Regions from separate parts of the Mus musculus genome. Here regions 1 and 2 are each linked to region 3. A link is a loop called in an ENCODE intact Hi-C map of the cell type or tissue named here. Cell type or tissue: left cerebral cortex. All regions are shown on one strand.

The links. Hi-C counts contacts between places; a loop is a spot of excess contacts. Peaks named below come from ENCODE experiments on the same cell type or tissue, not always from the same donor. Only the 100,000 strongest peaks of a DNase experiment are listed, where the experiment ranks them.
Region 1: it touches region 3 in a loop (3-fold over the local background); 2 of 42 quality-filtered maps call a loop at or near these places.
Region 2: it touches region 3 in a loop (2.5-fold over the local background); 5 of 42 quality-filtered maps call a loop at or near these places.

The regions. Positions count from the first base shown.
Region 1 is chr9:70,092,981-70,100,980 of GRCm38, forward strand. It overlaps Fam81a (family with sequence similarity 81, member A), which reads right to left. Exons shown (of 9, transcript NM_029784.2): 6 at 6,108-6,214; 7 at 3,071-3,206; 8 at 511-703. Among named protein-coding and RNA genes, the nearest start is that of Gm39369, 14 kb to the left of the region's middle. In left cerebral cortex, CTCF peaks have their summits at 4,395 (motif pointing right) and 5,941 (motif pointing left); no DNase peak of the experiment used is centred here.
Region 2 is chr9:70,447,518-70,455,517 of GRCm38, forward strand. It overlaps Rnf111 (ring finger 111), which reads right to left. Exons shown (of 15, transcript NM_033604.3): 7 at 5,984-6,300; 8 at 2,769-3,024. Among named protein-coding and RNA genes, the nearest start is that of Gm24615, 24 kb to the right of the region's middle. In left cerebral cortex, no CTCF peak of the experiment used is centred here; no DNase peak of the experiment used is centred here.
Region 3 is chr9:70,581,670-70,589,669 of GRCm38, forward strand. Sltm (SAFB-like, transcription modulator) reads left to right here. Exons shown (of 21, transcript NM_025690.4): 15 at 2,263-2,443; 16 at 3,084-3,208; 17 at 4,255-4,419; 18 at 4,966-5,280; 19 at 5,382-5,526; 20 at 7,288-7,448. Among named protein-coding and RNA genes, the nearest start is that of Sltm, 43 kb to the left of the region's middle. In left cerebral cortex, no CTCF peak of the experiment used is centred here; DNase peaks (open chromatin) are centred at 3,166 and 5,692.

The DNA of each region.
Region 1 (8,000 bases), 490 kb before region 3:
CGCTTGCTGCCAAGCCTGAGGGCTTAAGTCCCGTTGCTGGGCCCCACAGAACTAACTCCACACGCATGTGCCGTGTGCATACAGCCAGCGATGCTGAAGAAGCTCTCAGACGTGCCTCACATGTACACGAACAGAGAGGAATCAGCAGGTAGCTAGCGCTGACGAAAATAAGAAAATGTCAGTCATGTGCGGGTTAACCATTTTTTGTTTGCTGTGTGTCATGGAGGCTCTTCATAGACTTGCAATTGAACTAGTACTTTAGGGCTGGGAGTATAGTTCCCTGGTAGCACGTGCTTGTCTAGCAACTGTGAGGTCCTGAGTTCAATTCCCACCGCTATAATAAGTAAATAAATGAATGAATTTGTTAAATTCTGCACAGCTACTTAGAATAGCAACTAGGAACATTTTGCTGATTTTTTTTTTTAAGCCAGCTCAGTCTCTGTTTCAGAGATTTCAGTGAATAGCTTTTTAGACAGACAAGCCACATGAGCTGCGTGGGGTCTGGCCTACCGGCATTAACCTCCGCTTTCATCTCCTTCATGTCCTCCGTCATCTGTAGCTCCAGCTTGCTGATCCGCCCGTGCACCTTCTCCTCGTCCGGCTTTCTCTGTCCTTCAGCATTCCTCTTCTGACTCTCTTCGATTTTGTCAAGCCTGGCCGACATCTGGCTGAGTTTCTTCTCTACGTCTCTTTCATTGGCTCCCTGAGGTCCAAGATAAGAATTGCACTTGGTTATTGCAAAAGAAGAGTGGTCACCTTGTCTCACATCAGCCAGAGGACTCAACCATCTGCAGGCACCAGAATCACAGTGGCTGGTTATCCATCCCGTATCCATTCTCAAAGGTCACCCAGAGTAAAAAAACAAAAACAAAAACAAAAACAAAAAAACTACATTTTATTCTGTCTCCTGAGTTTGGTGTGGCCATGTAATCTAACCAATGAAGTGTAAGAACAAGTGTATGTAGCTGCTTTCAGAAAAAGTTAAAGGACACTTGCTATATATCCTTAATTCTTTCCCCTTCCCTTCTGTCAATGGCTGTTCAGTCAATGCTGGAGTTCTATCAACCATCCTGAATCGTGGCGACAAGTGCTACTCTTGAGGATGGCAGAAATCTAACCTAAAAGGATTCTGAGTTATTGAAGACTGACAAGTTTTTAAGTCATTTGGGGTCCCGGAGAATGCAAACTTGGATGTGTTTCCGTGAGAGAGAAGGAAGCTTCCATCTTAGAAGAGCCACCAAATGGTCAAAAAAAAAAAAACCCAAATGGTCAGTCACAGGCTCAGAACTTCACAAACATGTCAGGGTGAGTCAAGGCACAGCAAAGGAGACAACTGGGGGGAGGGATTCAAAGTAGTACGGTCCACTAGGCCTACGCTTTGTGAAACTGCATCCACAGGTTCTAGTGGTCAAACGACGAGCATGAAGCCTTTCATCAGGTGTGATTTTGCAGCGTGACAGCAATCCTGTGATGGCACTGATGCAGAGCCTGCCACTCAACAAATGGCTCAGCATCAGGACCGAGCAGTCAGACAGGCAAACCACACTGGCCACTTCTGCTCAGCCCAAGCCCCACGGGAGGAAGCCGAAGCCGGACAAGGAAAGAGAACCCAACACAATTTGCCTTCCTAGCACTGGCTTCTAAGCCTACTGGCTTGAAGTGTGATAAATGCAAAGCTCTTTGAAGTTATTTTTTGGTAGCTCTGCAAAAATTAGTTCTTTGAGAGAGCCAGTGGAAGCAGAAGTAGACAGAAAAGGAAATAGTGTGTTCTGGTCTGACGTCCAAGCACACTCTAGTTACAGTGCATTGGAAGGGGCCCGGAGGGACAGAGAGCCACTCGACATTGGTGAAAACAAAAACTAAGTCACAACATTAAAAACAAAGAGAAAGGAGATCAGACGGCTTAGTGGTTAAGTGCACTGGTTGCTCTTCCACCAGACCGGGATTCATTTCCCAACACCCACATGGCAGCCCACAACTGTCTGCAACTCCAGGTCCAAAGAACACCACACCCAACACCCTCACCCAGGAGACATACATGCAGACAAAACAGCAATGCATACGAAATAAAAATAAATAAATCATTAATAAAACAGAAAAACAGATCAAGTAAGTAATTGTAGCTTTACTTAGAAATGTGTGATAGACAATCGGGATCATTTAAGTCAAGGTTGTGACTTAAAAGCGGTAGCTGAAAATTTTACTTTGTCTTTTGTTAACCAATATAAAAACAAAGCATTTCCTGTCTTTATGAATAATATGAAGAACAGGAAATGGGGGGCATGGCTGGGTGGCAAAGTTCAAAATTAACAGATACGACGGTTAGTGTTAATTGTAACAGAATTTAGAATCAACTGGGAGCCAAGCCCCTGGACACGACTGTGGGGAGTTATTTTTATTTGCTTGAGGTGGACAGACCCAGCCATTGTGGGTGGCACCATTCCCTGGTGGGGATCCTGAACTGTGTGAATGGGGAAGAGAACTGAGCACTGAGGCCTGTATTCACCGCTCTCATGGATACAGCACGACCAGCTGTGCTATGTTCCGGCTGCCTTAACTCCCCACTGAGAGGATGTGCGCCACAATCAGCCTTTTCTTCCTCAAGTTGCTTTTTTAAAAAAGATTTATTTATTTATCTTATGTATATGAGTACACTGTAGCTATCTTCAGACACATAAGATTCCATTATAGATGGATGTGAGCCACCTCGTGGTTGCTGGGGATTGAACTCAGGACCTCTGGAAGAGCAATCAGTGCTCTTAACTGCTGAGCCATCTCTCCAGCCCCTTAAGTTGCTTTTGTGAGTGTATTTTCCCATAGCAACAGGAAAAGAAACTGAGATAACAGGTATGAGAACCTGGGTTTGATGCTCAGAACAAAGGAAAGACGAGAAAGAGAGAAAAGGGGGACACGGGAGAGGAAGAAGGAAAGGAGGGAAGGGAAAAGAGAAGGAACATGGGGAATACCCAAGCAGCTTTGGGAGGCACCAAATAAATGTATGCTAAGTCCCTAGGTGTTGATCAGACATTGATCAACTGAATACCTATTATTGAAAAGCATCAACACTTACACTGTTTTCCTTAACAATCAAGGAGAGATGGTCTATTTTCTGCAGAAGTTCTTTCTCTATCCGCTCCTGTTCTTGTTGCAGCCAACTCCGTGCAGACAAAATCTGGTTGCTGAGCTCTTCAACGGTGCCTTTAAATCTAAACCATTAGAAAAGAAAGAAAAGGAGAGGTGTGCGAACAAGCTGAACGTAAAACAGTTTTACGTAACATCACATAACATCAATTCAATGGGAATGGCATACTTTCCTTCTCTTAGGACCATGTTCAACATGAAGTTGGTGCAGGATGGAAGCAAGCAACAGAAAGACACCTAATGATGCTCCTACCCATAGGAACTGGCAATGCAGGTACTTAGGTGGCACAGTACATGCCAGGGGATCATCTTTGCAGTTCTAAGGGTCCGTGGTACTCCTTGCTCAGAGGACATATTATCCTTCATCTATCCCCTTTCAACATCCTCTCCTTTCATATACTCTTCCTTGCCTCTTGTATCCTCCAGGACTAGAGGCTGGATTTCTTTCTTTCTCTTGACTTTTATTGTTCTTTCTCCATATGAGCATAGCCTAATCTAAACCAGTAGGAAATAAACCAGGCATAATGGAACAGACCTGCAATCCCAGAACTTGGAAGGCAAAGCCAGGAGAAGTCGAAGTTAAAGGTCAGAGTGAATTCATAGTAGCTTAATCTACTTGATGCTTTGTCTCAAAAGAAAGCACCCTTACAATAATCCATTCCTCTAGTCCCCTTTCCCTCCAGAGCCCTTAAAATAACTATCAATGTATGTTCCCCTTAATCACCTTCTTCTTATTTGAATTAGCATGTAATGAAACTATAGAATATATATAGTTATGTATAGAGGTGTAATAAACATAGAAGTACAATTTAAATAATAAAAAAATCCATTAGAGTCACTGAAATGTCTATTTTTGGTTTTATATAGTGTCACATGTCACTGGAGTACATGGCTGCCTAGCTAGAGACCACATTTTCTAGCCTCCCTTGCAGCTAGATGGATATGATGGCTAATCTCCTGGGTCATCTTGACTTGATTTGGAATCATCTGGGAGACACACCTTGAAGCATTAAGTGAGGGTGTTTCCAGAGGAATTGAATGAAGAGGGGAGGCACACTCTAAATGTATAAAATACCATCTCATGGACTGGAGTCCCATGAATTAAAAAAAAAAAAAAGGAAGGAAGGAAGGAAGGAGACAGGATACCAAGCACTCATCTTTCCTCTTTTTTTCTTTTCCTTTTTTTTTTAAAGATTATTTTATTTATATGAGTACACTGTAGCTATTTCCAGACACACCAGAAGAGGGCATCAGATCCCTTCACAGATGGTTGTGAGCCACCATGTGGTTGCTGGATATTGAACTCAGGACCTTTGGAAGAGCAGGACCTTTGGATGGCTCTTAACTATTAAGCCATCACTCCAGCCCCGGCACTCATCTTTTCAACCCCTGACTATAGATGCAATGTGACTAGCTCTCCTGTGCTCCAGCTACCACATGTTCATCACCATGGTGGATGGTATTCCCTCAAACTGTGAGCCAAATGGCCATCTTCATTACTTGAGCTGCCTTTGTCAGGTCCCAGCAATGAGAAACGTAATAGTTACAGTGCAGCGCACCAATGACTCAGATGATTGGCAGTACATGAAGTACATACATGGCTCTGATTACATCCCCCAAGACACAGCTGTTGCCCTGGGTTTTCCCTCTGTAGCAGCTGGGAAAAGCAGGACTAGAACTGTAGAGGCTCCACACTGGGTTGTCAGAGCTGCCCTGTCTGTCCTGGATCACTGACCACACAGCATAGTCTGACCTTAACATGTCTACCATTGTGTACATATAGAGATCTTTTAAAAGGCTTTAATTTTCTTATACTGAGATTGAACCTATGACCTCGGTCTTGCTAGTCAAGCACTTGACTCCTGGACTATATTCCCAGTTGAAGACACTGAAACACACCCACCAAGTTCCTTTTATCCCCAAAAGTTAATAAATGTATTCATATGGAGGATTTGGGGGAACCATTATTTAACCTAACATAACCACAAGGGATATAGGTATATCCCTTGAAGCACTATTAATAATAAATAACACTCTGCCTAAGCCCTTATCTAACACCTGGCCATCAGCTCCCTAAACTGTACACTCTTCAGGTTGAAGAACAAGGTCTGTTTTGTTTTGTTTTTCCTTCATTACTAGAACCAGAGTAAGTACTCCACAAATATATACGAGCAGTCAGGAAGGTGATTTAGTGGGTAAAGTGCTTGCTGCCCAGACAACAGGACCTGAGTTTGGATGCCCGGAATCCGTGTAAAATCTAGGCAAGATGGCTTGCATCTATAATCCAAGCACTGGAGAGATGGAAAGATGGATTTATTGGCCAGGTAATCTAACAGAATCAGTGAGAGACTCTGCCTCAAAGTAAAATAAAATAAATAAGGTGAGGAGAGGTAGAGGAAGCCTCCCAATGTTGATGGTCACCTCCACACACCCATGCCCGCATGGGCACATTGAACCTACCCCTGCGCATTTACACACATGCACATATGCATATACACACCAAAATAAAACAAATGAACCAAAGACACATTGAATGAAGCAATGGACCATCACCCAGCCCCTAGAAGCAATCATTATGAAGAAAAGGTGACTGTTGCCACATGGAAACTGTTTCCTTTAGTTTTTGTTATTATTTTCACTCTGTGTGGTAAATAAAAACGGAGAGGTGGGCAGGGGAGAGGGCTCAGCAGTTAGGGACAGTTGCTGCTCTTCCAGAGGACATGTGTTAAGTTCCCAGCACCCATATCTGGCTGTTCACGCCAGCTCCAGGGGATCCAACGCCCTCTTCTGGCCTCTGTAGACACTGCACTCATGTGCACATATTCACACAGACATAAATAAAAATAAATATTTAAGACAGACAACATTTAGACATTATATTTTTAAATAAAAGCAAGAGGGAGAAAATGTGAATTTCATGGTCTCAGGAAGAATGTGACAAAAGCCTTTACAAACGGGTGGCTTACTTAGTGTCCAGGAGCTGGAGCTGGTGGTTGCTGTCCCTGTGGGACATCTTCAGTTTGGTGCTCTGCTCTGAGATGGACAAGTCCACTCTGCTCAAAAGCTGAGAAATCTGGAAAAGAAGATTGAGTTAGAAGGCGCTCATATCTGTCTTCATGGGCCATCTCAGAAAACTTTTCATACGCTCAATGCCGGTCAGTAGCATTGAGTCACTTTACTAAGTCCATATGGGGGTTCCCTTCCTCTTTCCGTGTGTGTGTGTGTGTGTGTGTGTGTGTGTGTGTATTACTGTGTGTGAGTGTGTGTGTGTCTGTGTATGTGTCTCTGTGTGTGAGTGTGTGTCTGTGCTTATGTTTGTGTATGTGCCTCTATGTGTGAGTATGTGTATCTATGTGTGAGTGTGTGTATCTGTGTGCTTGCATGTGTATCTGTGTGTGTCTCTTTATGTGAATATCTGTGTGTATTTCTGTGTGTATGTCAGTGAGTCTGTGTGTAAGTGTGTCTGTGTGAGTGTGTCTGTGTGTGTGTCTGTGTGAGAGTGTGTCTGTGTATGTGTCTCTGTGTATGAATATCTGTGCCTCTGTGTGTGAGTCTGTGTCTCTCTGTATGTGAGTGTGTCTGTGTATGTGTCTTTGTGTGTGTGTGTCTGTGTGTCTGTGTGTTTGTCTGTATGTTTTTCTGTGTGTGTGTGTCTCTCTGTGTGTCTGTGTGTGTGTCTGTTGTGTATGTGTGTGTACGCAGGTACATGTGCACATAGGTCCATATGAAGGCCAGGGGTTAACAGGAGCTGACCTCCTCAGTTACTCTCCACTCTATGTTTTGAGACAGGGTCCCTTATTGAACACGGAGCTCACTATTGGCTAGAAGAGCTGGCTAATAGATCTAAGGATCGCCTCTCCTCTCCTCCACCCAGTGCAGGGTGGATCACAATGCCTGGCTTTTTTATTTTTAGATGATTTTATTTTATGTGCATGAGTATTTGCCTGAATGTATGTGCACCATGTGTGTTTCTTGTGCCTGCAGAGGTCAGAAGAGGGCATCAGATTCCTGAGGACGGTAGTTATGGTTGTGAGTTACCGTATGAGTCCTGGAAACCAAACTCAGGGCCTCTGGAAAAACAAGTGCTCTTAACTGCTGAGCCATCTCTCCAGCCCCCACAGTGTCTAGCTTTTCATTGGGTGCCGCAGATCCAAACTCAGGCCCTTCTGCTGGTGCCAGTGGGCGCTTTAACCCTTACATCATCTCCCTAGGGCGCTTTAACCCTTACATCATCTCCCATCTATGAAGGGCGTCTTCATTCTCACACCATCTATGCAGCCTCTGCCTTTTTTTTTTTCTTGCACACCCAGCAAAAATCAAGACAAGGGGCACTGCCAAAATATTCATCAGGAAGTGAATTTAAACTTCAGAGCTCTCTAATGAGCAATCCCAGCCCCTGCCCAGGCCTGGTATCTCTACCAGCTGTCGCGGTATGCAGCCATTATTACCTTGGACTTCCACCAGCACCATGGCTGCCAGTCCTGGAGGGCAGCATTTCTATGGCTTACAAACAAATCAAGGTTCCAGATGTACTCCCTCATCAAGTGAAGCCCCACAGAAGACCCTCTGTGGGCTACATCCCTCTGGTTCCCTACTTCTGGCCTTTGTTCTTATTTGGGATTTGTTTTCACTAAAGCTCAATGTTAAACTAGTCCTGTATAAAATGATCACATTTTCTGAAAAGCTAAGTGTTGCTCAAAATTCCTTACTTAAGATTCATATTTGTAAGATGTGGATCATCATCATCATCACCACCACCATCATCACCATCATCACCACCACCATCACCATCATCACCACCACCACCATCATCATCATCACCATTATCACCATCATCACCACCACCATCACCATCATCA
Region 2 (8,000 bases), 130 kb before region 3:
AATCCCAGCACTTGGGAGGCAGAGACAGGCGGATTTCTGAGTTCGAGGCCAGCCTGGTCTACAGAATTAGTTCCAGGACAGCCATGGCTACACAGAGAAACCCTGTCTTCAAAACCAAGCAAAAAACAAAAAAAGACCAAAAGCTCCACTTGTCACTTATAATATCAAGATTGCATAACTCCATACTTCCTACATTGAACAGTCACACAGTGTGCACCATGGCTCAATGACTAAAAAGGAGCCTCTTTTCATGTGGCACTACATACCTGTATTTGAGAACTTACAAGACTGGCAGAAAGTAGCTCATGAGTACCAGGGCACATAATTAAGACTCTGACTCAAATTCCTTCCTACATAATAGCAGATAGCTTTATTTCTAACATTTAATTGCACGGCTTTATAGATCACAAAACATTTCAAAGATGGTTTTCCAAACACAGTAGTTTCATTGCTTACGTAAGACCATGAACTTTCAAAAGCAAAGAAACTTTTTCCTAACATAACAGTATTTGTGGGGTACAACTTAAGTCATTTGGATCAAAATTTTGTAAGTTATAGCCAATCAGAATTATTCCCATTTTGCTAATGTGAAGAAACTGAAAATAAAAGTGTTAAATAACTCTCCCAAAGTCACTAAGCTAACTCATCAGATCTGGGAAATCCACTCAGACCATCATTTCATGTAAAACCCAATTGTTTTCCTTCAACCACTTTTTCTAGTGCTTTTTCTATCCACTTTTCAATGAAAAGGGGATATTAGAACAACATGTATTATACATAAATGATGCTACGAATGTTTTTAAAGGGAAATGGGGAGGCAGGGAACCTACACAGATGACAAATACACTACAATGAGGAAAAGCAACAGGGCCATCAGTCAAGACGTCTCTCACATGGGAAAAATCAAATCCTACCTTCGCTCACAGAGCTCCCAATAACAAATATAAACTGGATGATTCCATGGAGGGAAATTTAACAGTACTGACAGTGTATTTGTTTGGCTATAGAAAAACTAGAGTAACTGCAATGCAAACAACTTAAATATTCATCAAGAGAGAATAGATTTAATATAATAGGATGTTCCAATTTAAAAAAAAAAAAGTAAAGGAGTGAAAAACCATAAACACTACTGAGTTTTATGAGTTAGTATGGTGAGAAAATAACAATGTATTGTTAAATCAAAGAAAAGCACAGAATGCTATATAATGAAAAGGCTCATGTTCTTTTAAAGGGCAGATATACTGTATAACTATAAAGAAAACTTCTAGGAGTTTTTATATTAAACTCTATAAAGAGTTGCGGGGGCTGGTGAGATGGCTCAGTGGGTAAGAGCACCTGACTGCTCTTCCGAAGGTCCGAAGTTCAAATCCCAGCAACCACATGGTGGCTCACAACCACCCGTAATGAGATCTGACTCCCTCTTCTGGAGTGTCTGAAGACAGCTCAGTGTGCTTATATACAATAAAAATAAATAAATCTTTAAAAAAATATATTAAAAAAAAAGAATTTAAAAAAAAAAAAAAAAAAAGAGTTGCTACCTCTGAGCAACTAAGATTAATGAGACAGGAAAAAGAGCTTTTAGTTTTTCATTTTACAATATTCTGGTTTAAACACTGTAGAATTTACATGACACACTTTTATGATAAAGATAAAAGAACTTTAAGTCAAAAACATCAATCTTTATTGGTCAGATTACATCGTCGGCCTATTAGATAAAAGGGAAGGATGGGAAGCACACAGTAGGTCTGACTAGGAAGGGCAGACTGAGGACGAGCAGCAGTGTAACAGAGCAGCGCACATTAACTCATCAAATCTCTGAAAAACAAAGTCTGTCTCTAAACATTTCTAACTCAAACTTTGTATTTTACGTTGTAATAGTGAGACTCAAACAATATGTCATTAGTTTTATTATTCAAAGTTTGGCCTGATTCCACCAGCTGTGTCTACAAGGATGAGATTTTACTACTGAAGTAGAAGAAACTCAAGATAAATAACTGAAATGCACAGAACCACTATAAAAGACAGCTTCCTTACTAACTTGCTGGTTTACTCTCAGCATAAGATATTATCACAGTATTTGTTAAGCTTCTGTTTTATAATGAGCTAAGATTCAAACAAAGTACTATGGAACATAACCAGTTTTAACCTATCTAGTAGATTCCAGTTTCCTTATAGCTGCCATGCCTGATTCTGTTGTAGTTGTCCATTTCAAATGAGTTATACAACTCTTTTTCCAAAAGGCAAGACATTTCGTTACAGCACACCCCCCCCCCCATGTCTTAGCTGACTCAGAATTCTTTGAATAAAATTTGAAAGTTCTTGAACAAATTTCCTTTACTGTGATTAGAAATGCTACAAAACTTTCAGATTTCTTCATACTCTTAAAAATTAAAGCCAAATTCCTTAAAATTGTCTTGCTTAAGAATATAAAGTACCAGCTGGGCATGGTGGTGCACGCCTTTAATCCCAGCACTCGGGAGGCAGAGGCAGGCAGATTTCTGAGTTCAAGGCCAGCCTGGTCTACAAAGTGAGTTCCAAGACAGCCAGGGCTACACAGAGAAACCCTATCTCAAAAAAACACAAACAAACAAAGAATATAAAGTACCACTCAATACATCTTGATTTCATAGATAGTTGTATGGGAAAAATAAGTAAGTTCATTTATAAGCTTACTAAAATTCATAAACTAGAATCAATGTAATTCCATGGGGGAATTACAATGGCCCATTTCCATATTCCAGTTCTTTGCCCCCTAGATTCATACTTACACGGAGGTGGCATGTAGTGCCGACATGACGAAAGAGAAGGCTGTGGAGGGGGCTGGGGCTGGGGCTGGGCAACCATGCTGGAGCCATAGCCATCTATTGATAATGGCTGAGTCGGGGCAGCAGCAGCCTGATGGCCAAAGACTGCAGCCCGGGAAGATGTGACAGGGCAGCAGGGGTCAAAAGCAGATGCACCATGGAAACCCCCACTTCCATGAGTCCTGAGAGCACTGTTGCTCAGATCGACTGGCAATGCCTGCTGGGTAAAGAACAATTAGAGTTTACCTTTCTAAAGTTTCATGAAAACATCATTTCTTATCACACGACAAACATTGCTAGAGCTCTCTCTAGGAAAACAAAGTCTTCAATAAATTTGGGAACACAAATCTTTCTATGACAAAAACCAAACACAAAGAAAATACTGTATAAGGCTTGAGTATAAAATACAAGATAAGCATTTAACTAATGTTACTGTAAGATTTATTTCTTAGGGTTAGAGAGACAGCTGACTGGTCTAAGAAACTTGATGCTTTTGCAGAAGACCTAGGTTCTAGCACCCAAAATAGGTAGCTCACAACTGCTTAAAACTCCAGTTCCAGGGGATCTGAGAATCTGATGCCCTTTTCTGACCTCCCTGGACATTAATGCATTAATGAGGTATATAAAGACAAGCAAGAATACATACACATACACACACACACACACACTAATCTGAAAACAATTTGAAGATTGATTTCTCTTACATTATGTACAACTAAGAACAGAAGGTTTGAAAGCACAACTGCTTTACTCTGAAGTTCTAACCAGAGATAGTATGCTATCACAGCACTGAAAGTATTAGAATTCAACTAACAATCTGTCAAAATTTTCTACATTGTTTTATAACAGACTAAAACTCTAACAGTGAAAAAACAAAACAAAACCAAGGAGGGCATGGTGGCTCACAGCTTCAAGTTCCACACTTATGAGGCAGTGGTAGGAGGATCTCTATGAGTTAGAGGCCAGCCTGATATATATACAGAGTGAGTTAGAAAGAATTAACATTTTCTCCTATTAAAGCATGTGGTTTGCAAAGTTCAAGGTACACAGTAGGGTAACTATAGCCAACAACAGTGAGTATCTCAGAATAACTATAAGAGTCTTCATGTTCCCTACATGGAAATGATGACTTTTGTGATGGACATGAAGGCTATACATGTATCAAAATATCATATAGAGAAATATATATAACTATGTGTTAGTTATGTAAAACCCTAAGTAAATACTTTCATCTTACTCTACAGTAGATTATAAAGTAAGAATTATTGGGTTTTTATTTTTGTTGTTGGTATTTTTCAGTATTTTAAAACAATGTCTACGAGTTAGATTCAGTACAGCTGTAGTTTTCAAAATGGATTTGACCAAGTGTGGTTAATACACCTGTCACTCTAGCCCTCAGGTAAGAGAAGCAAGGCCAGCCTAGCCTATAGTAAAGATCTTATCCCTGAACAGTGTCAAACATGGATAGAAAGATGGCTCTGCATGAGGATATGAGTTTGATTCCTCCAGAACCAAGAGGAAAAGCTAAGTGCACACCTATAATCTCAGCAATGAGGAGACAGAGAGGGCAATTCCAGGGGTTCATCTCTACCAACACCAGCCCGTTGTCCATGAGACAGCTTTGAGATAAGCCAACCTTTAAAACAGTGCTTCTCAACCTTTCTAATGCTGCAACACTTTAATACAGTCCCACATGTTGTGGTGACACTCAATCATAAATCTATTTTCATTGCTACTTCTTAAGGAGTAGCTGTTAAGAAGTGTAATGTAAATGCCTGTTTTCTCCACTGGTCTAAGGTGACCCCTGTAAAAAAGGGTTGTCGAATCCCCAATAAGAGTTATGACACACAGGTTGAGAACCACTGTTTTAATGTGACTGGAACTGGTAAAGATAGGCACCTACTGACTCCAGCCAAAAGGAAGCATTGTTTATATAATTCAATCTTTCCTATACCTTTATCTTTTATTTTTTGAGTCAATGTCTCACTACATATTCCTAGCTATTTTGGAACTTGCTATGTAGACTAGGCTTGCCTAAAACTCAGAGATCCACCTGCTTCTGCCTCTAAGTACTGGGGTTAGCAATCTCTCTCTGTCTGACTCTGTCCCCACCGCCCTCCTTTTTCAAGGTAGGATTTTTCTGTATAGCCCTTGCTGTCTTGTAACTTAGAGATCTGCCTGCTGTGTCTTGAGTACTAAAGTTATCTCTTAGCCAGCTGTATTCTTTATCAACTACAACAAGAGTAGTATATGATAAACTCACTTATTGGCAGCTCTCCCATGAATGGGGAAGCTGGGGGGCTACCTCACCACTGCCGACAACTCTAGTTAAATCTACTCTTCTTTCAACACCCATTGCTAGTAAAAGGAAGCTTTCCTTCATAGCAGGGCCTTTCACACACCTCCTTCCTCAGAAGCACAATGGCTTCAGACAACCTATTAATACCCTGAACTGTTAACAGAAAAGAAGCAAAACATCTTAAATCTTGGTCATTATTAAACTCTTCAAATCCCCACCAGAGAAGACCTCTTCATTACTGTTAAGAAGTTAGATCCCCAAAGAGACAGCCAGAAAAATTTAAAAGGCAAAACCTGGTGCTTCAGGAAGGTCAGGAGGCACAGCAGGACAGCCTTTCTCAGCTCTATCCTGGCTTTGTTCAGCCACATGACAAGTCAAAGTTACATTGAGTTCCCTAAAATACATCTTTTGGGTTTGTTTATGTTTCTAATTGCATTTTGTGTATGGGGGGGTGCTCATTCATGCATAAGTAAGTCAAAGAACAATTTGTAGGAATTGGCTCTCTCTTCTAACTTATGTGGGTTCCTGAGACTGAACTCAGGTCAGGCCTGACAGCAAGTGCCTTTACTCACCATGCCATCTACATGGCCCAATAAGTAAATTTTACAATAAATATCATGTCTACTTTCCCCCATAACTGTCTGCAATAATTTAAACTTTCTGTATACCAAGACTCAATTTAAAAATTCACAGCTCACTAAATTAGGTCATTTTTGCATTCAAGAATATGGCTTAGTTTATAGACAAACTTATTTTGGCAACACATACACTAAATATATCACTGGGGTTTTCGATTTCTTTATGACCACAACACAAGTTTAAAACAGGAAGGGAAAGGGGAAAGGGAGGAGGGAGGAAGTGACTTGTAAATCCCACACACCTGGTCATGGTAGCTGGAACCAGAGCTGCTATTTGCTCCACAAGGCGCCTGTACTTGAGGTCTTTCCACTGGGCAAGCAGGGTCACTGAAGGAAGGAGAAACTGGGACAGCTGGGTGGGGAGTATGGTGGTGATGGTGGTGATGCTGAAAATGGTGGCCATGCTGCTGAAAACAACTTGAGTGTGGGTGTGCTAATGCATGATGGCTCTGTGATGTCCCTCCACATGGTGAGTGCTGGGGGCAGCAAGAAGGTAGCCTTGGCATTGCAGGAGGACCACTTTCTGGGACAGCACTAGATGCAGTTCTCCTCACGTCATCTTGAAACAGAAACAAATGCAAAGAATGATCAAATACCACTGCATAAAAATAAGTACTGTGTATCAATCTGGAAATAAGAATTTAATGTGATACTGGGCTAGTGAGACTAATCAGCATAGTAAGGGGATCACTACTGAGTCAGAACACCTAAGTTAGATTCCTGGGACCTACATGATAGGAGAGAAATGACTGCCTCATGTTGTCTTATGAACTGCACATGTGTGTGCATATGTGTGCACACACACACACACACACACACACACACATCAATGGTGTAACTTTTAAAATAAAAAAGAATATAATGGTGCCATGTGCTTAACACACAGTATGGAATGTTGTGCAGTGTCTCAGAATGTTTTTTCTGAGAATATAAATTCTGCAGGGAGTTCATATGTATCATGGACTGACAAGAGATTATCTTTTCTTAATATTTCTTAGCAATAAAGTTTCAAAAATACCATATGAATTCTTCCACTCTATGCTACAAAAAAAAAAAAAAAAATCTTCTAAATCCCTTAAACCAGTAATACTTTCCAATACTGAAGTCTTATGGGTATATTCAACTAGAAGTCACAGCATCCACCTCAATGAGTATCTGGCTGGACCACTATCTACCAATCCTTTCATTTTCTCTTCTGTCCAAACTCAGATAAAACTAATTTGTGGAGGGGACGCACATGCCATATGTAATCTGTTAATCTGTTCAAATGAAGATTGATATCTAATCACACTGGGAGAAAAACACCTGGTAGCACATTATCAACTCAGTGACTATTTGTTGAACATGCAAATACTGCAGATGGGAAGCATAATTCAAGTATATGCACAGGCTACAAAAGTGAGCTGTTTTGAGTATGAATTTAAAGGTGTGACTCCAGAATGGTCCAAGGAAGATGTCCAAGGATGGTTGAATATAAACTTTAAAACAAGGACAAGGGTGTAAAATCACAGAATGAGAATCATCAGCTTCCTGGTGGCAGGTGAATACTGCAATTATGAAACAGAAGGCTGGGAAGAAGACAGGCATAAGAAGATTGTTACCAAGCATATAGCGCATCTCTCATCACTCTGAAAGAAGTCAGAAGAAAATTAAAAAACAGGGGCCAGACAATGGTTGAAAGCACTTGCCACTGAGTCTTTTTTTTTTTTGGTTGTTTTTCAAAACAGTGTTTCTCTATATAGCCCTGGCTGTCCTGGAACTCACTTTGTAGACCAGGCTGGCCTTGAACTCAGAAATCCGCCTGCCTCTGCCTCCCAAGTGCTGGGATCAAAGGCATGCGCCACCACCGCCAGGCACCATTGAGTCTTTAAGACCTGAGTTTAATCCCTAGACACCATATTGTAAAAAGAACTGACTTCTCCAAGCTGCCCTGTAACTCCCACAGTCACCTTGGTGTGAATATGCATAGGCATACACACACGCATGCACACACATTAAAAAAGATAAATAACTCTAATAATAAAGAATGTAGAATGGAAACACGTAACATGTACACACAGAGACGGCAGGAGTACCTGTACCTATACTAGGAAATGGAACTGGTGAAGACAACAAAGACGAAGAGAGCACAAGGTTAAGGCTGGAGATTGAACAAAGACACTGGGATAGATAGTCAGTTAGTAATGGATCAGGCATTTAAAAAAAAATTCCAAGCATAAACACACAAAAGCTTTTACAACGCTAATATCTTCAGGTTAT
Region 3 (8,000 bases):
CCCGCTATGTAATACTAAAACACAGAGGCCTGCAGAGGCTAAGTGACTCTTCCAATGCAATGAGCTAATGAGTGGCAGAGTCAGGACTCAGATCCAAGTCTTACTCCAAGTCCAGTGCTCTTTCCTCTATTTCAAAGCTGCTGCCATAAAAATTATGTCTTAAAGGAGGAGATAACTTCCAGATAGTATCAGAGTAAGCTACAGAGTTGAACTGCTGTCACGGTTTGAGGGGACCTTCAAGGTTCTTTGCATTAGTTTCTAAGTGAAGGCTAGTTGCTCTGTGAGCTTTAGTGCAGTCCCTACTCTGTCCCCATTGAAACATACCAAAAACCAAAAATAGATGCTTCCATTCTTAGTGCCAATATCAACAAACCCACCAGAATTCCAGGTCATATCCACATTCCTGGGTTTGGATACCACATGAAATATTGAGAGCATATTTCATTGTGTGCTTTTAATCTGTTAAATCTGCCTAGCACAGAGTTCACTCATGTCTCAGATGTTAGGAATTTTAAAAGCTGCAGGTTAGGAATAAAGCCATTGCCTATGGCTAAAGAAAATGGTTCGTTGCAAAACACACCTTCATCAACACTTCAGCATGCACTAGTACATCTAGCCCAGTGACCCTTTTAAAGTAAAATGTTAAAGTGTGCCCTTTTCACTTCCTGGGGAAAAATGTATAGTTTATCTGCTTATAATCAATGTAATGATTTAGCAGTAATATAAAAAAGAAAATGATTTGTAATGTGTGTGTATACACACATATAGTATATATGTATATATATAAATGTTTAGATGTGTAGAAGATATATTGAACTAGTCAGATGTTTGTATTTTATTAGACTCACTAAGTATGTGAAAGCTACAGATATAGGCGGATATTTTTGTGTGTGTGTGTGTTGTATTGGTGAGTCATGTACCAATAGAAGTGTTCCAGGAGAAATGAGGGAATTTAAACATGATTTCTGAAATGCTAACAAATCTTGAGTAAAGCCCTCAACAAAATATAATCCCTCCCCTTTAAAAAAAGTAAATTTTGAGTTGTGTTATTGAAAAATTTATATAAACCTGTGCTGAAGCAAATAAACAAGCCAACCATTTATTAAAAATAGTTAAATATTAGACTACCTTTTAAAGGCATTTGTTCTTTCTCAAGGGCACAGCTGTCCACTGTGGCATAGGAGAGGGTTTAAGAGTATTAGTTAATCTCTGCTCTGTAGCTTGTGTTCTTTGGTCTGTAAAACTGCACTGAGTGCATACACCGAGTGGTGTAGAATTCTTGGTCTCTACACACCGAATGGTAGTAACAGACTACCAACTTCTTGTTCAGTTAAAATGCCACGTCAGATTTTAAGGGAATAGCACTGACCCTTCGAGAATACTGAATTACTAAAGCAAATATGCATGTGTGCAAGAAATATAAAAGCTGCTTACCTGGGGTCAAGAAGTAAAGAAAAAGCATTAAGCAAGGTCCACTATGTGTTTGTACTAAATTGCCTTTGACTAAAAAGCATGGTCCCTGCACCCGTCTACTGTAGCAGCCTTTCAGCACGTCGTCTGCTCTAGAACATCTGTTACAATTGCCTGTGATTATGATGCCAAGCTATTGGAATAAAGTATATACTTTATGTTAGGAGATAATGATATATGGTAGATTTTAGAAATTTTCTGTGGAAAATAATTGATAAAAGTGAGCCAGTTTTGATGGCACACACCTATAATCTTAGTACTTGGAGACAGAGGCAAGAGGTTTGCCACAAGTTCAATGCCAGCCTGGTCTAAATAGTGAGTTTGAGGCCAGACAGAGCTACATAGTGAGACTCTGTCACAGAAAAAAAAAAAAAAAAAAAAAAAAACCAGAAGAAAAATTGTAGTTTTATAAATGTATATACATTTTAAAAATGTCAATTATTGGGGGTTGGGGATTTAGCTCAGTGGTAGAAAGGCCCCGGGTTTGGTCCTCAGCTCTGGGAAAAAAAAATGTCAATTATGGGTTTTTACTATGGTGGTATTTTCATTTAACTAAATTATCTAATAGGCAAATAGTGTATAAAATTTAGCTGCTTAGTGGACACTCCTATAAATATAATACTGGAATATGTTTAAAGTTTTATTTTGCGTTCTTTCCAATTACATTAAAATTATTAAGATTAATGTGGGATTTAAAATTGCCAATCACGAGGAAAAATTCAAATTCAAAGCTATTATTTTTCACACAGTGCTAGCATAATTTAAGTATTTCTAAATACTGATTTTTGTTAGACGAAAAGAGATTGCAGAAAGAGAGCGTCGAGAGCGTGAACGCATTAGAATAATTCGTGAACGGGAAGAACGGGAACGCTTACAGAGAGAGAGAGAGCGCCTAGAAATTGAAAGGCAAAAACTAGAGAGAGAGAGAATGGAACGCGAACGCTTGGAAAGGGAACGCATTCGTATTGAACAGGTGCAGTCAGAAAATCTTTTCATCTTGAACAACTCACCTTTGCAAACCCTGTCATTTTTTTGCCCTCCAGTTTGCTTTACTTCCTGTAAAGCTCCTGTAGCTCCGAATGAGCACTGAAGTGCCCCTGACACTAGTTAAGTGTGCTGAATGGCGACTTCCTTGTTGATTGCAAGTAGCCTGTAGCTCTGCAGTATAATGGCAGCCTAATAGTACGAGCATAGGACTGAGTCCAGAGTAGTTGTAATCCAGGCTCTGTCACCACCCCAGACTTAGAAAAAAAAAAAATAACAAGTAAGTCCTTACCCAAGGCTGGAAGAAAACAATGCCTCTCTGCATAGTTGCCACCCAGGGCTTAAGGCACTTAAGAAAACCTAGTTTACTCGTTCCTTTTAGGTGCTTTTGCTTAAGTCAATTTATTAAATGACCTCTGACCCTCCCCCACACGCTCACCAGTCTCCGCCCCTCAGCCCTGTTCTTTTGCTGTCACCCAACAGTAGCTGTAGTCTAGATGACTCAAATGTAATGTATGTGTCCCAGGTATGTGCTCTAGCTGGTGCTTCTTTGCGATGGCTTCTCAGCCCAGATGCACACTTACCTTCTGTCTTTACTTTGTATCTGGTTCCTTCCCGTGTGTCTGAAGGAGCGGCGCAGGGAAGCTGAAAGGATTGCTCGGGAGAGAGAGGAGCTCAGAAGGCAGCAGCAGCAGCTTCGCTATGAACAAGAAAAAAGGAATTCTTTGAAACGCCCACGTGACGTAGACCATAGGTAGCTGCTTCCTTTCTTCTTTCTCGGTCTGGCGTGCGCTAGCAGACAGGAGCGGTCTGCTTTCTCTAGCTTGCCTCTTCTCACACCAGATGACTTCTTATTAAAACTGGAGCGACACAGACATAATCAGGGTTGATAGTTCTCAAAGTCAGGCCTTTAAAATACTTACCAAGGCAGAGAATAAACAAATGGAAGTCATGAATTGGTGTGTTTATATTCATGCTTCCTTGGTAGAGTTTAAAATATAATTTTTTAATATAGTTTTCTTAGTACAAGTTCTGAGCACTTTAGATTTTTGTTTGTTTTTTGTTTTAGTGGAGAAATGGGTGCTCTGGTCTTCTCCAGCGTCTGTGAGGGTCACAGTTGCTGAGGCTAAGGATGCAGCTCGGTCTTGGGGTACTTCCCTTTCATGAGACAGGTCCGGGGTCATCCCCTGCACTTTAAGGGGAAAAAGGAATAACTGATAACTGCTGCTTAGAATCCGTTATGACACGATGTCAGGAGTTTCCTCTTTTTTTGTTTGAAGATGTAAGAACAGGAAGTTTAGGCTAGAAAGATGACCTAGTGGGCAGAGTGACTGCTGGGCAAGCATGAGATCTGTGTTTATATCCCCAGCACCCATGGAAAAAGATGAGTGCAGAAGTATGTGCCTGTAATCCTAGCTTTGAAGAGGCAGACAGGCAGATATCCCTGGAGCTCTCGGGACAACCAGTCTAGTTCATTCAGTGAGCTCCAGGTTCAGTGAGAGATTCTGTCTTAAGAAGTAAGGTGGAGGCAGCCACATGACCCACACGCACAGGTGTGTGTACCCAGACACACATTTACATGTGTGCACACACAAAAAACCGACAGTGTTTCAATACTTTCCTCCTCATATTTATGACACGGGATTTAACAGCTAGTTCTGTCCCTGCTACTCACTGTTGTATCTTGAGTTTAGTAGCCTTTTATGTTGTTGACTGTTCCAACATATCTATGAATCCAAAAGAACGCTGTTTGGTAATTATCAAATAATTTATATAAATGAGCAAAAATTTCTCTTCAAGGCGAGATGACCCTTACTGGAGCGAGAATAAAAAGTTATCTCTAGATACAGAGGCACGATTCGGCCATGGGTCTGACTATCGTCAACAGAGCAGGTTCCTTGACTTCAGTCACCGAGAACGGGCCAGGTTTCCTGACACTGCATCTGTGCAGTCATCCTTTGAAAGGTTGGTGGACACTACAGTGAGATAGGAGCCTTGCTAGTCCCAACGTTGGTTCTCTGTAAGATCTTAGTGAAGTGCTAAGTCCACACTGAGTGTTCAGAACAAACTGTGTGTCTAGTTTTGGTTTTCACTGGTGGGAGAGTGCTGTGGTCTTCTTACCTTCAACTGGAAAGAGGCTTTGGGAGGTAGGAGCTGAAGAGTCAGGAGTTCAGACCTGCCAAGGCTACACAGCCATTTGAGCCTCTCCCCCATAAAAAACAATAGAATGTGTGAATGGGGAATGCTAATTTTGGATGTGCCATGGCTGTAACAGTAAACCATGCAGGCTGGTAGTGACTCCACCGATAAAATCTCTCCTGAAAAACAAACCAGCCTTTGTATTAGACAGCTCAATTTAAAAGAAGATCATTGCAGTAATGAGGGCTTTTCTGGCAGCCTTGCCATAATTTCCCTTAAAAGAAGGTTTCATCACTATAGGTTATGCAGATCAAGTTGAGAATCTGAGCAAGTCAACACTTCTGAGGACCTGTATTTGTTTTTCTTCAATAGACGGGAACGGTTTGTTGGTCAAAGTGAAGGAAAGAAACCGAGACCAGCAGCCCGAAGAGAAGAGCCAAGTTTTGAAAGGTACCCTAAAAACTTCAGTGATTCCAGAAGAAATGAGCCTCCACCACCAAGAAATGAACTTAGAGAAACAGACAGACGAGAGGTCCGAGGGGAGAGAGACGAGAGAAGAACAGTAATCCTTCATGACCGACCTGAGGTCGCTCACCCCAGACACCCTCGAGAGACTGTGCCCAATCCTTCTAGACCAACTTCCTGGAAAAGCGAAGCGAATATGTCCACAGAGAAACGGGAGTCACGGTAGTTCTTAGTAATTTCTTCATGGTATACTGTGCATTTACTGTGCATTTGAGTTTTTAAGAATATAAAGTGAGGTTTTGATTCTTGTGCTATGTTAACAGAGTTGAAAGGCCAGAAAGATCTGGGAGAGAAGTCTCTGGACACACTGTGAGGGGAGCGCCCCCCGGGAATCGGAGTAGTGCCTCAGGCTATGGAACCCGAGAGGGAGAGCGAGGAGTCATTGCTGACAGAGGAAGCGGAACACAGGTAAAAGCTGCCGAAAGCTACCTGTTGATGCTTACGTTTTTCTCTCATTTTAAAAATCAAATTTTTATTTTACGGGTGTTTTGCCTGCCTTTATATATCTGTGTGCCATTTTTATGCCTTTGGGATTCAGGTCTCCTGGAACTAGAGTTACAGACAGATGTGAGTGGGCGGGGATTGAGCCAGGTCCTTCAGAAGAGCAGCTGGTGCTCTTAGCTGCTGAGTTCTAGCCAGCCTATATGAGATGCTTTTGATGAGTGGTTTGTTTTATGAGACAGGGTTTCTCTGTGTAGCCCTGGCTGTCCTGGAACTCACTCTGTAGACCAGGCTGGCCTCAAACTTACAGAGATCTGCCTCTTGAGTACTGGGATTAAAGGCGTGTGCCATCATTGCCCATGGGAATACATTTTTTATGTTACAAGTTTTATGCCAGACAGAATTTGGATCCGTGTTTGTGTTATACACTTGAATACACACCAGGTTTCATTAGATCATCTTTTGCCATGTGTTGGCATGGGCATGTAATAAGCATGTTTGCTATCCTCAGTAGCTTTTCACTTTATTTTTTGAGTCAGGGTCTCTTGCTGAAGCTGGAGCTTCAATTATGGCTGCTCAAGCTAGCTAGCTTGTTCCAGGGACCTTGTGTTTCTACTTTTTCCAGTGGCAGCTGCCACTCTTACCCTGTTAATTTCTTTCTCTCCCTCCCTCCTCTCCTCCTTCCTCCTTCTCCCCCAACCTCTTTGTTGTTGTTGTAGTTGTTGTTGTTTGAGACAGGATTTCTCTGTCTCCTAAACTCAAGAGATCAACCTACCCCTGGCTCCCAAGTGCTGGGATTAAAGCTCCAGGCTTCTTACCCAGCTTTTCTCTGGGTTCTAGGGATCTCAGCTCGAACTCATGTTTAGATGGAAAATACTCTCTGTACTAAGCCTCTCCAGCCCTCAGTGATACAAATTTTGTTTTAACCAGAAAATGTTTTAAAATCTTGTCATGAACTATATCACTATACATCATTTCATCCAGCACATTTATGAAGTAGGTTCTTGCTCTCATGGTTATCAAGTATTAATGTGTCAGCACTTCATATTAATGTTTACACGAGTTCATTAACCTGGCGACCCTCGCCAAAACTTAAAATTATATGATGCAGTTACTGTTTTATTTCTACCAGAACTTAAGAAATTATTCTACACCAGCACTCCACATTCAGAAAAGTCTCCTGAGGAGGAGAGCCTGGCTTCTTTGTCAGAGAAGTTTATAATGTCGGTCAGTTGTGTGGCTGATACTGTATCTTAAGTGTGTGGATGCTGACAGCTTTGCCTAGGCTGGAGGTCAGCAGCCGTTGGCTTTTCTTCTTGTTCTTGGTTCTACAAATACTTGTTTTCCTGTGTCCCCATACTTTGTATAGCCATAAGGGAGCACATGTTCAGATTTCAGCGCTGAGTCCTACTGGATAAAACAGGAATCCTTTCTGAATCTGTTTGCAAACTGTTGTCCTAGCTTGACCATGCCCATCCTCAGTCACTCGTTAACTTTTGACCTCTTGTGTAGATGTAGAGATCTATCCAGGCATTTGAAATGCCTGTGCCCAAATAGTGCTGGAGTAGTAGTGGCTGTGGACACAGGAATAAAGGTCCTGAGGAACTCCTGCCAGGAGAGGTGGTGACTCCTTCATCTGTGCATTCTCAGACTAAAGCACAGCAGAGTGAGTCAGTCAGTGCATGGGACTAAGGGGCCAGGACTCATCTTTTCACTTGCTCTTCCCAGCACTACCCTGAAGAACGACATGTCGTGGAACGTCATGGACGGGACACAAGTGGACCAAGGAAAGAGTGGCATGGCCCACCCTCTCAGGGGCCTAGCTACCATGACACAAGACGAATGGGTGATGGCCGAGCAGGAGCAGGCATGATAACCCAACACTCAAGGTGAGTGGCTAATCTTGTCATACAATTGGGTAGTCCTTTTCCTAAGGATTATTAGAGTTTTTGAGAAATTACATTGCAGTTAGTAAATCCCCAGGAATGCCCAAACCTTTCCTAAGAACCGAGTCTGCAGAAGCCTGAGCTGGCAGCTAGTTTGTAAGATTGTTCTCCCTGTTGTAAGTTAACAATTAGCATTCTTACAAGTGGGTCCTAGATGGAGGAGGCCATGCACATAACCTCGTGGAGCTTACCACTGAGTAAGTCAAGGAGGCTACGGTCCATTCCTTTACTAGTCCAGCTCCACACACTCAACTCAAGCCTGTTTCGAGGTTGAGGAGCAAGCTTCATCTCTCTCTGCTTACTCTGGTGTCAGTGGTGTCTCTCCTGCCCTCTGTCTCGCACCCTTGTTGAGAGCAGTTACTGCTTTGCTATCCTGTTGTTTACTCCTGTGCTGTGTCTGCATAGCAATGCCATGTGTGGTCCAAAAAGCACCAGTGACTTGTTCTGTGGACGGTGTTTGGTCTGGGGCTCCTTACAGTCTGGTCTGTTTTACAC